Regions from separate parts of the Homo sapiens genome. Here regions 1 and 3 are each linked to region 2. Evidence: chromatin contacts called from ENCODE Hi-C or POLR2A ChIA-PET data. All regions are on one chromosome and are shown on one strand. Each heading gives the region's core, a stretch centred on a gene start or an enhancer-like site at or near the end of the contact. The rest is flanking DNA. Distances are from core to core; before and after follow the strand shown. Region 1 overlaps PEX14 (peroxisomal biogenesis factor 14). Region 2 holds the start of TARDBP (TAR DNA binding protein). Region 3 holds the start of PGD (phosphogluconate dehydrogenase).

Region 1 (3,792 bases), core at 1,084-3,583, 520 kb after region 2:
TTTTCATTCTTTTGTTTTGTTTTGTTTTGTTTTGTTTTGTTTTGTTTTAGAGACAGGGCCTTGCTCTGTTGCTCAGGCTGGAGTGCAGTGGCCTGATCATAGCTCACTGCAGCCTCAAACTCCTGAGCTCAAGCAATCCTCTGGCTTCTGCCTCCTGAGCAGCTGAGAGTATAGGCATGAGGCACCAAGCCCGGCTAATGTTAAAATTTATAATAGAGATGGGGTCTCTCTATTTTGTGCAGGCTGGTCTCAAACTCCTGGCCTCAAGTGATCCCCCGACCTTGGCCTCCCAAAGTGCTGGGATGATAGGCATGAGCCACTGCACCTGGCCAGTAACTTACTTTTTTAATAAGGGGAAAAATTATTTCAAAGTGATCATCTAGTCTGGGACAAAGAATAAGATTATTTGCCTTTAGTGTAGAGACCAGGCAACTTCCATTAAGGAATTGTATGAAAAATATGCATTCAGTTAAAAACAAAAAGAATATGTATTTCCCGAAGCTTAAATGAAAAAATTAACAATAATAAACACAAAAACAAAACAACTTAGCAGTGTGTTCCCCCAACACTGAAATATCCCATTCCTCAAGGCCTGGCTTCAAGTTTCCCAAAAGCCATCCCTAAGTGGCCCTCGCCCTCCGCAGAGCTCTTCCTGCTCTGAATAACTTGGGGCTCTCTTCTACGCCCAACCAGGCAGCTCTGCACCAAATGATACACAATGTTGTGCTATTTGCTAAAATTACATACAGTCGTGTGCAGTTTGCTCTTATTTCATATGTATAAATGCCTTTTCTTCCCAAAGTAAAACACGTGAATTACTCAAGAACAAGGTTTAGTTTTATTCCTCAATTGTCTGTTCCCCATCCTCAGGCCTGAGCTGAGCTAAGCTGAGCATGCAGGAGACAGCAAATACACATGGCCTGAGAAAGCTCCCTCCCTGTGGAAGGGCTGACTGCTGTGTGTTTTCACAAACCGCAACACCACCACACTGAGCTGTGGGGCTTTCTGTGCAAGGGGGCTGCCCATCTTGTGCCCCCGCCCTGCCACACGAGTCCTCAGCGGGCTCCTCTGCCTGACACCCTCCCAACACCACTCCCAGGAGGAAGAAGCAGTTCACACAAGACCACGCGACTCAGCTGGTGCCCCCGTTTAATCAGGCTGCTGCAAATGCTTGGCCAAAAGCAATAAGGGCATGACTGAGAGACTGTGGGAGTTTAATATAAAAAATTTAATAAACAAAAAAGTGGGGGAAGGAGAAAGGGTCTACCTTTTAATAGGGCCCTAATTACCCAACTCATAGGATCAGCCCAAATGAGATGGGAGTTTATTTCGGGGGTTTTTTTAATTATTATTTTATATATATATATAAATTGCCGCTATGTGTTTTCTTTCCTCTGAGCAATTATGCAGCAAGTACGTAAAGAGGAGAAAAAATATTAATTAAATATAAGGTAATTGTGGAGTTGGCCTGGAGAGAATGAGTCTGAACTCTGGACGATCACAGGCTACTAGGGTTTGAAGACTGCTCAGGGCCTCCCAGAAAAGAAAGAAATAAAAATACAACCAACCAACAAGCAGATGCACAGTACAGCAGGAAGAGCAGGGCACAGAAACACTAGCAGAGCAAGGGGTCTGCAGGGCTCCAAATACCAGAAATCAGTGAGCTGGCCAACTGCTCAGGGCTCCCAAAGAGCTTGTCGAATCAAGCCCCAAAAGATGGACTGGCCACTCCTCCGATGACCAGTTAAATGGGTACATCAAAATTTGAAAAGAGAGAGGAAGGAAAGGACTGCAGCGGCCTATGGTGTTCAATCTGCACTTCAGTCTAAAACAACCACAACTTCGGCCTGAGGGGCACTGAGGCAGGCCCCAGGGAAGCAGGCAGACGTCCGGAGAGACTAGCAAGGTGGGGCCTCCTGGGCTTTCCCACCACCATGACCTCAAGGAAGGAACTGGGCAATACCAAAAGAGTGAAACGAGGCCACCGTGGGAGTGCTGGGATATAAGCCCGTAACTGGTGACGTAACAGCAGGTGACATGAATGACAACACTGCTCCCCTGAAACAGTCCCAGCAGTGCTTGTATCACCTCGGCCTTTCTACAGACAGCTCAACTGGATCCAACTCGCCCTCAGCCTGGGAAAGCCTTCGTACACACTGGAATTCAGACGTGTTCATACCCGCTAAGTCCCTCACGTCATCTCCTCCCGCGACTGCCAGAAGGGGAGTGAAGCAGAACAGGTGAAACCACAGGCCCTGCTGAAACAAAGCCTTGGCAGTACAGCCCTACGCCTGCTATCGCTACGCAGGAAGAAAAAGCTCTGAAAAGTTAAACCTAGAGCTGGCTCTCCCATCAAACTTATCTGGTTTATACAGAGCCAGTCTTACTACCCAGCCAAGAGGACTTACAGCAGGCCCTGAAAAGCAAAAAAGAATGAAAATGGGGTGGGCAGCCTGGGACTCTGGCCACCAAATGAAAAGCACTTGGGAGAGAAAATTACCTGCAGTGCTTAATAGGCCTCTTCCCTATCCATAGTCTAAGAAGACAGCGTTGGGAATGACAATCACACAATTACTGACCAGGCAAAACCAGAATTCCATCGCTTACCTGTTCTTTAAAGACCACTGAGGCGCTCGCACCCTGAGGGGCAGAGCAGAGGGCGGCTACTTCAAACAATCTAGAAGCCCAGCCACCTCACTCCACCTCAGCCTCCCACGGGCGCAGGAATCTCACTAATTACTATTGATCAGCCACAAACAAAGTGGTGCAGGACCATCTGGGGTGGATGCTTTTAGTCCTAGAAAGGACCAGCCTTTACTAAGGAGAGATCTCACTCGTCCCCACACGCGAGAAGAGAAGTCAGAGGTCACTGACAGAGGCAGTCTCTAGGTAACAGCTACTTTTAAAGGGACACTACTGACGCAGAACCATAGGAACAGAAGGTTTCTTTTCACTCGCGTGGCATTTTAATTACTAGAAAGTGATACCACATATCTTGGGTACTTACCAGCGGCTCTCGAGGCAGCACATTTTCACTTCCTGGAGTAGAGCTTGGCTGCAGAGAAAAATGGAAACAAAAATAAGATCACAGTGCCACCCAATGGACATCAAAAAACCAAAGATGTTCCGTTCTCAAACGATGCACGCTGGCACCTCTTTCTCACATCTCTCACTGGTTTTTCACGACACAAGAGTATTTTGCAGTGGACTACCTGTAAAAAGTAGCCCAAAGAGTCTGAATTCACCAGGGAAGATGAAGACTGTTTCTGGGTTCACTTGTCACACCACTCCAAGAACAAGGCTTGGTTCTGCTCAGGAAGGCCCACGATCACCTACTGAGCAGCAAGGGCTGGGGACCATCCCAAAATCCACGGGAAGAGTAGAGTCCAGAGAAAAGGCCTGAAGAGAGAGCACAACACCTCCTCTTTCTGCCACCTCCCCAACGTCAGGGGACTGGGAAGAAAAGTCGCGCAGCAGTGGAGAACCAGATTCCACCACCAGGGGGCCCCAGCTGCCCACGCTCAGGATTTTCTCTGGGCATCTAGTTTCTGGAGCCCAGAAGCCAGTAAACTACACAGGTTCCTATTCATCACCTGCCACTAAGGACACCACCCCACAATAGTAAAGAAAGCCCCAGGCTTAAATCCTTCTTGGAAATAAGCTAGTGACAGGCTGGCATATAAGCAGACCAACCTCCAGGCGAGCAGGCAGCACTGTGGCCGAGGCCCTGGCTCTAGCCCGTTTCCTCTTCCTTGGGGCCACTACCTCACCCTCACAGGCGCCTTCGACCCT
Region 2 (3,767 bases), core at 724-3,223:
TCTTGCATACTGACCAAATTTGATGGACTTTGTTGCAATACCAAGTTATAATAAAAGGAACACACAGACAGATCGACTACTAACAGCACACTACTTCAAAATGCTGAAATTAGGTATTTCCTTGGCACACTTCTTAAACTTCATGCTTCCTTTTCTTAGATTTAGAACATCATTGATAAGAGGCAGAGAGAAGGATAAGACCAGAACCTCGAAATTGTAATTGGAACTGCACTAATTCAAGATTTGGCTACTCCAACTGTTTGCTCATTTAAGGGAAAAAATGAACTCAGATTTGCTGAATGAATGATGTAACACCAAAAGGACAATGATCAAATCCAAACACTGAAGCACTTCAGAAGAATCTATTTACAACAATGATTTATGTACAAAACATTCTTAGTGATTCCTGAAATTTATCATCAACTTGGCAAAGTTTATTCAGATATTTTTTAAATACATTGTTTTCTCTTTTAAAATGATCTACAATCCCCAGTTTCCATAAATTTAGACTCGTGGTCTTCCAAACTTGTCTAACACTGAAGTTCAAGGAAATACTTAAGTTTCAGGAGACATTCTGCCACCAAAAGAGGCTAAGATCCATGGATGAGACACACACCTGAACACACTTCAGCATGATTACAAAAACCAAATGGTAACAAACCTTTTGGATAGTTGACAACATACACCAGATTTCCCCAGCCAGCATCTGGGGCATGCAGAATTCCTTCTACCAGCCGGACACCTCTCATACACTGAGACACTGGATTCCTGTAGCGAAGCCCACACGCCCCTGGAAACTGGGCTGTAACCGTGGAGAGCAGCACCGTCCCATCGTCTTCCGATGGTATTTCAATGGGCTCATCGTTCTCATCTTCGGTTACCCGAATATATTCAGACATCTTTTACTTTTCCTAAAGAGAAAAGAGATATGAATGAACAACATTCATGTCAGAATAACTGTTTCCTTATAATGATAATACCCAAACCATGTCAGAGTTCTGACTTCCAGAAAAATGCTTGTCTGGATTCGTATATGCATTGGTTATCCCTGAAAAATGACGAGGTGAAGGTAAGGGTAGTGATTTCCTATCAAAATGTGATGCCTCGCCAGTTCATTCATTCAAAAAACTTTCCCTGAAGGCTTATGATGCGTCAGGTACTGAAACTGTAACTGTGAGTCCAACGTGGCTTGCTGGTTACAAGCTAGGGTATGCAAGGGAACAATAAACAGTAGCTATTTTATGACAATCGGGTTAGTCGTTAAGTAATCCTGAAGGCAGAGGAGGAGCCTAACTGGCTGAGGCATGGGCGTGATAGGTCCCAGTCGATTTTCCTAAGCAAGCGATCCATCAGCTGAACCTGAAGACTGAATATGGGCAGTGAACCAGGTGTAAAGAACAGGAGAAAAGTTTCCCTCTGTTCCTCATTTTGGGGCTTCCGGGGGCTCTGCGAGCCCGAGCCCCAAGGCCCGCGGCGACAGGTCCTGGCGGTGCCGGCCGTCGCCTCCCAGAAGCCCGCGCGTGCCAGCCGAGGGAGGAGTTTCTCGGCGCGGCCCGGGGTGGGGCGCAGGAGCACCAGGCCCAAGCTGGCAGCGTCCCTCGAAGTACAAAGTACCGAAGGCTCCGGCACTGTCCGGGTCCGGGGCCAACCTCCGCCTCAGGCTACGCGGCACCGCGGGCCCGGCCCCCCGTTTCGGCGCCACCGGCCTCCCCGTGCCAGGACCTAACGACGCTCCCGCGCGAGCCCGCTCGGGCAGGACTAGGCCCGGTCTCACGGCTGACTTCCCGGGGCAGGGTCCGAAGCCGCTGCGTCTGCCTCGGGCCGCCCCAATGCAGAAGCCGAGGCACCTACGGCGTCCTCAGTGAGAAGGCTCCGCGACTCACCCGCTAGGCCGCTGCTGGGAAGCCCGACAGGGACACCGAAGCAGCGACGGACCCAAGCGCAGCCCAGCCACCGCTTCGCTCCCACAAAATGGCGCTAGGGCCGCCTCCTCCCCCCGCCCACCGGCGTCCTCTCCCACCGGTTGCCTGTCCAGAGGTGGAAGGCACCGACGAGAGCCACGATGACCCTCTCCCCAGGGACTCGGGCTGCCTCCTGGAAATTCAAGCCTACAGAGAAGCTCTGAAAGCTAAAATAAAACCAGGACCTAGGCCTGAAAAGCTGAAGATTGAAAAAAGTGTGGCTGTATAGGAGCTGACCTCCCCCCACGTAACGTAGCAGATGGTTTCGGCCGACCAACCGCCGGCCCAGGTCTCGGTCGGAGCTCGCGCACTTTCAAAGCGCGCGAGAGTAGCACAGAGTCTCGGCCAGCGAGGGCGGGGCGGGGCGGGGCCTGGAGGGGGCGGGGCTCGGGATCCCGGGCCGAGTCCACCTGGGAGGCAGGATAAGGCCTGGACCCCTTTTCTGAAAGGCAACCTAGTGCGTCTTCTCCTCCCTCCGCCAGCCCACCTCCAAACCTGGAAACAATAACTTTGTTCTAAATAATAGCAATGATAAGGCTACTTTGTGCCAGGTACTTTCTGAGTATTCACATATTTAATAGCCCAAACAGTTTTGTGTAGCAGGAGCTATTGATATTCATTCTGCGGGTGAGGAAACTGAGGCACAGAGAGATCAAGTGTCTTGCTTAAAGTGACGCAAGGATTAGCCGGGCGGTAGTGGCGCGCGCCTGTAGTCCCATCTACTCGGGAGCCTGAAGCAGGAGAATTGCTTGAACGCGGTAGGCGGAGGTTGCGGTGAGCCGAGATCGCGCCACTTCACTCCAGTCTAGGCGACAGAGTGAGACCCTGTCCTCCAGCCCCTCCCCCCAAAAAAATGTCACCCAAGGAATAAATGGTAGACCTGGGATTTGAATCTCGAGGCACAAAATGCTAACTTGTTCTGGCTCCAGCCCTTTAATAATAATAATAATACAGTACTTCATCTATTTTAAGGCACACTTTTTGTTTCACTTTTTTTTTTTTTTTTTTTGAGACGGAGTCTCGCTCTTGTCCCCCAGGCTGGAGTGCAGTGGCGCAATCTGCAGCTCACTGCCACTTCCAACTCCTAGGTTCAAGGGATAGCTGGGATTATAGGCGTGCAAAGACACCATGCCCGGCTAATTTTTGTATTTTTAGTAGAGACAGGGTTTGGCCATGTTGGCCAGGCTGATCTCGAACTCATGGCCTCAAGTGATCCGCCTGCCTCAGCTCCCCAAAGTGCTGGGATTACAGGCACGAGCCACCTTTCTTTTCTATCTTTTCTTTCCTTTCTTTCCTTTCCTTCCCTTCCTTTCCTCCCTTCCCTCCCTTTCCCCCCCTTCCCTCCCTTCCCACCTTCCTTCCTCCCTACCTCTCTCTCTTTCTCTCTCTCTCTCTTTCTTTTCTCTTCCTTTTTTTCAGACTCCCTCTGTTGCCTAAGGTGGAGTGCAGTGGCACAATCTCAGCTCACTGCAACCTCCGCCTCCCCGGTTCAAGCAATTCTCCTGCCTCAGCCTCCTGAGTAGTTGGGTCTACAGGCATGCACCACCATGCCCGGCTAATTTTTGTATTTTTAACCCCTGTTGGCCAGGCTGGTCTCAAACTCCTGACCTCAGGTGATCCGCCCACCTCGGCCTCCCAAAGTGCCACCACGCCCGGCCTTTGTTTCACATTTCTTTTTTTTTTCTTTTTTCTTTTTTTTGAGATGGAGTCTCGCTCTTTTGCCCAGGCTGGACTGCAGTGGCGCTATCTCGGCTCACTGCACGCTCCGCCTCCCGGGTTCACTCTATTCTCCTGCCTCAGCCTACT
Region 3 (4,149 bases), core at 1,553-4,052, 610 kb after region 2:
TTTTTTGTATTTTTAGTAGAGATGGGGTTTCACCGTGTTAGCTAGGATGGTCTCGATCTCCTGACCTCATGATCCACCCACCTCTGCCTCCCAAAGTGCTGGGATTACAGGCGTGAGCCACCGCGCCCAGCCTGGGCTTCATTATATTATTCAATCTTCCCCCTACAAGGCTCCAGTTAACATTACTTAGTATTTTCCTATACTGAAGAATAATCCACCATTTTTCAGTTTTCTCTGTCTGAAACTGATTACAGGCAGCTTGCCACACAAAAAATTTAGTATGTCCTTTTTTTAAACTCAGTGTTCTTCCTTTCTAGGTCATTTGATTGAAAAACAGTGGCATACTGGTTACAAATCCTTCTCCCTGTGGAAACAACCCCACTGTTGACACGACTCCTCTAGAAAGGAATGCTCAGCCTCCCCTGAGCTATCACTGCACTGCTTACAGCAAAACATTTCTTCTAAATGGGAGTGCCTGGGTTTTTTCAGAGTTGTTACTATAGAATTATTTTGGGTATCTAAACACATTATTTCCACTGGTTCCCCTACTTTTTTCTTCCAAAAAAGATATACCTGCTAAAGCCAACAAATTGTTTGGTACAAAAATAAGCATCCAGTTCCCTAGGATTCCCTAAGGAGATCTTGATTTTATTTTCATTTTTTTTTTGAGACGGAGTCTCGCTCTGTCGCCAAACTGGAGTGGCACAATCTCAGGTCACTGTAACCTCCACCTCCCAGGTTCAAGTGATTCTCATTCCTCAGCCTCCCGAGTAACTGGGATTACAGGCATGAGCCACAAAGCCCAGCTAATTTTTATATTTTTAGTAGAGACGGGGTTTCACCATGTTGGCCAGGCTGGTCTCGAACCTGGGACCATAAGCTTGTAGCTGGGACCATAAGCTTACACCACCATACCCAGCTAATTTTTTAATTTTATGTAGAGACAGGGTTTCGCCATGTTGCCCAGGCTGGTCTCGAACTCCTGGGCTCAAACGATCCATCTGAACCAGCCTCCCAAAAAGTGCTGGGATTACAGGCCTGAGCCACTGTGCCCCGCCTTAATGTTTATTGAAATGTCTGTTAGTATTCTCAGAATTACTACCACCAAAGGACAAAGTTACTTCATAAGCGCTTATCAAGTTAACCAACACTGCAACAGTTAAGCAATCATTTGGTCAGAGCTTAGCAGAAATTGAAAAAAAAAAATCTCTAGAGTTAAAAGAAGGAGAACTAAAGGAAGAAACCAAAAACAGCTGCTATCGTGGTAGCAGCTGAGAGCACAGCTGGCCTCACCAATTTCTCGATGAAATCATCCACAGCTTGCCCAGCCTTCACCAGGAGGATGATCCGCCGGGGCTTCTTCAGCTTGGAGACCATCTCTTTCAGGGACTGGGCACCCACCACTTTGGTTCCCTTTGCCTCATTGGCCAAGAAATCATCAACTTTGGAGACAGTCCTATTAAAAGCACAGACCTAGAAGGACAAAAGTCCTGAGTAGGAGATCCAGGACACACAAGACTTTCAGACTGTGGCCAAAGTAACAATGACCTTTCCATTCAACCCAAGTTCTGGGGAGGTCAGACCTGCCTTTGCCTTTTCTTCCCCCAGCTGTGGGAGGCTCACTGTAAAGTTATGTCACCTCAGTAGGATGAAAACGGCGGACAACCGAGGCGAAGGCCAACTACCCCCGGTGTGTCAGGTAGAATCCACACCCAACGTGTTAGGACTCAAAATCAAATCCAGGAACTGGCCGGTTCAACAGGCTCTATCTGTTGTTATTGATCATCCTGGCGTCTAAGCCACTTTAACATTTAGAAGAAACATTTTCACTCTCCCCAGATCTCATCAGGCAATCAAGTTAGAGCTCTACACAGCCAGCAAGGGTTCTCCTCCCGCACCCTTCTTCTCTACTTAAGACACTAATTCGTTCATTCGGGCTGTGAACCTCACGGACCCACAGGCACACTCCGCAGGACTAAGTTCGGGATCGGCCCGCCCACGCCTACAGGGTGCTTCTCCTTTCCATACAAAAATGCCACGAGCAGCAACAGAGCACATTAGCAAAGCACGGCCAGGAGACCCGTAAGCTCCCAAACCTATCGCCGGCCTCGGCTAAAGCGCCCGGGAACCAGAGAGAAGACAACGCGCCCACGCCGCTTACCACAAAGCCGTGGTCATTCATGTTCAGAATTAAGTTCTGGCCCATGACGGCCAATCCGATCAGCGCGATGTCAGCTCTAGAGAGGCAGAAACAGAACAAAGGAAAGAGTCAGCACCGCTCGACGCGCTGCAACCCAGGGGTCCGGTCCTTCCACATTTGGCCGTGACTGGGAGTCTGCACTTTCCTCCGCGCCTCCCGCGGGCCCCCAGAAGCCGGGCGCGCACGCTGCAGAGCCTCGGCCGGGCAGGCGGCCCCCAGCCCCGCCCTCGCGCCCGGCTCCCGCTGGCACGCGTCCCGCAGGTGTCCCTGCAGACTCGGCGAGGCCTGGCCGCGCCTCCTCCCTGGCCCTCGAAGGGACCCGCCCCGCCCCATGCCTGCGCGGCCGAGAGGGCAGGGGGCCGGGCCCGCAGGGAAGGAGCTCTGGGCCCGAGACGCCGTAGGGCCAGGGTCACAGAGCCCCAAGTGAGCTCAGGCGACCCCCAGGGTGGGAGGCGTCGGAGAGAACGAGGGAGATCTCGACCCCCAAAGAGTTCCCCGCCCGCTGAGGCCGAGCCGGGCTGCCCCTGGCGAGTCACTCACTGGGCCATGGCGGCGGACAGAGCAGAACCGAAGAGCGGCGACGCGCGGAGGACGAGTGAGGGAAAGACCCGCAGCGGCTCCCTCCAGAAACTGCGGCCGCTCACGCCCGGCTTTTCGGCGCCGGCCAATCGAATGGAAGGGGGTGGAGCCATGAAGCCACACCATTGGCTCTCCCCGACGCCTGTTAGACCATCCGAGGCAAACGTGCCCGCCCACCCCCGGGGGCCGGATCAGTGGAGCGCCGAGCACCTAGATGACATTGCCCCGGCGAGGCTCCGGGCTCCCCGCCCACGCGCAGAGCTTTCCGCTCGTCCCAGCTGCACCTCGGTCCTGCAGGCCGTCCGCCTGGCGCAGCTGTAGCCATAGCAACTCACGCAGGACCGCGCTTTACAGTTTACCAGGCACTCGGACGCCTTTGGCGCGAGCGCCCGTCGCTCCTTCCTCAGGTCACTGCGGTGCACCGTGCGGGTCCGCGTCGTGTCCTCCGCTCCGGAGCAGGGACCGGGCGTGCTCGTTCAGTCCTGTGCGCACTCGGAATGGGGCCGGGGAAGGCTGAGCCTCAGGGCGACCCTGATGTGGAGCCGTGCGACCGCTCACTGCGGTTGAAGAGACCCAGGCGCAGACAGCGCAGGCGGGGTATGTATTGGTTGGAGTATGATGGGGTCAGGACTTGAGTCTTTTACCCAGGCCCGGAGTTAACGGTATTGAACCCCTTCTCATTTTGTAGAGGCTATGTGACCCGCGAGATGGACCAGGTTAAATGCAGAGGCAGATACAAAAAACCAGCCATCTTAAGCCAGACATTTGCAAAGTAGCCAAGCAGCGCTTCTTATCTTACTGAGTCCCTTCTTGCTAGGAGGAAATTGTTATTCAGAAGTTTGAGTTTTAGATTTTTTTTGTTTTTTTTGAGACGGAGTCTCGCACTGTCGCCCGGGCTGGAATGCAGTGGTGTGATCTCAGCTCACTGCACCTTCCGCCTCCCGGGTTCAAGCAATTTTCCTGCCTCAGCCTCCCAAGTAGCTGGGATTACAGGCGCCCGCCACCACGCCCAGCTAATTTTTGTATTTTTAGTAGAGATGGGGTTTCACCATCTTGGCCAGGCTGGTCTCAAACTCCTGACCTCGTGATCCGCCCGCCTTGGCCTCCCAAAGTGCTGAGATTACCGGCGTGAGCCACCGTGCCCGGCCTTTTTTTGATGTCATTGTTGAGATGGAGTCTGGCTGTGTCTCCAGGCTGGAGGGCAGTGGCGCGATCTGGGCTCACTGCAACCTCCACCTCCCAGGTTCAAGCGATTCTCCTGCCTCAGCCTCCCAAGTAGCTGGGACTACAGGTGTGTGCCACCATGCCCAGCTAATGTTTTTATTTTTAGTAGAGACAGGGTTTCACCATGTTGGCCAGGCTGGTCTCGA

The links. A loop is a pair of places that touch in the nucleus more often than their neighbours do. ChIA-PET counts read pairs that join two places held with the same protein, here RNA polymerase II (POLR2A). Pooled maps may share reads with other maps.
Region 1: a map of Right ventricle myocardium inferior shows a loop between it and region 2 (6-fold over the local background). The contact joins the enhancer-like site here to the promoter of TARDBP in region 2. A Hi-C loop is called at or near these places in 5 of 168 maps with a recorded cell type or tissue (IMR-90, MCF 10A, Right ventricle myocardium inferior and 2 more), 11 of 37 single-sample maps with no recorded cell type and 15 of 50 pooled maps. POLR2A ChIA-PET finds 5 or more read pairs at or near these places in 6 of 52 experiments (CD4-positive, alpha-beta T cell, CD8-positive, alpha-beta T cell, MCF 10A and 3 more).
Region 3: a map of naive thymus-derived CD4-positive, alpha-beta T cell shows a loop between it and region 2 (31-fold over the local background). The contact joins the promoter of PGD here to the promoter of TARDBP in region 2. A Hi-C loop is called at or near these places in 1 of 168 maps with a recorded cell type or tissue (naive thymus-derived CD4-positive, alpha-beta T cell), 2 of 37 single-sample maps with no recorded cell type and 10 of 50 pooled maps. POLR2A ChIA-PET finds 5 or more read pairs at or near these places in 2 of 52 experiments (H1 and activated CD4-positive, alpha-beta memory T cell).

Annotation. Positions count from the first base shown.
Region 1 is chr1:10,494,537-10,498,328 of GRCh38, reverse strand. PEX14 (peroxisomal biogenesis factor 14) reads right to left here. Exons shown (of 9, transcript NM_004565.3): 2 at 3,008-3,055. Among named protein-coding and RNA genes, the nearest start is that of PEX14, 21 kb to the right of the region's middle. RefSeq lists an enhancer at 2,841-2,900 and a silencer at 3,363-3,657. Within about 2 kb of position 2,333, at least 20 of the 41 ENCODE cell types and tissues checked have a DNase peak (open chromatin) inside an H3K27ac peak, as active enhancers do; they include CD4-positive, alpha-beta T cell and CD8-positive, alpha-beta T cell, where a contact is called at or near this core.
Region 2 is chr1:11,010,860-11,014,626 of GRCh38, reverse strand. It overlaps TARDBP (TAR DNA binding protein), which reads right to left and starts at 1,973. Exons shown (of 6, transcript NM_007375.4): 1 at 1,884-1,973; 2 at 662-911. The coding sequence starts at 899. RefSeq lists silencers at 655-901, 2,311-2,540 and enhancers at 1,263-2,230, 1,941-2,270.
Region 3 is chr1:10,397,717-10,401,865 of GRCh38, reverse strand. PGD (phosphogluconate dehydrogenase) reads right to left here and starts at 2,802. Exons shown (of 13, transcript NM_002631.4): 1 at 2,741-2,802; 2 at 2,162-2,237; 3 at 1,294-1,473. The coding sequence starts at 2,748. RefSeq lists silencers at 2,036-2,212, 2,305-2,624 and an enhancer at 3,105-3,414.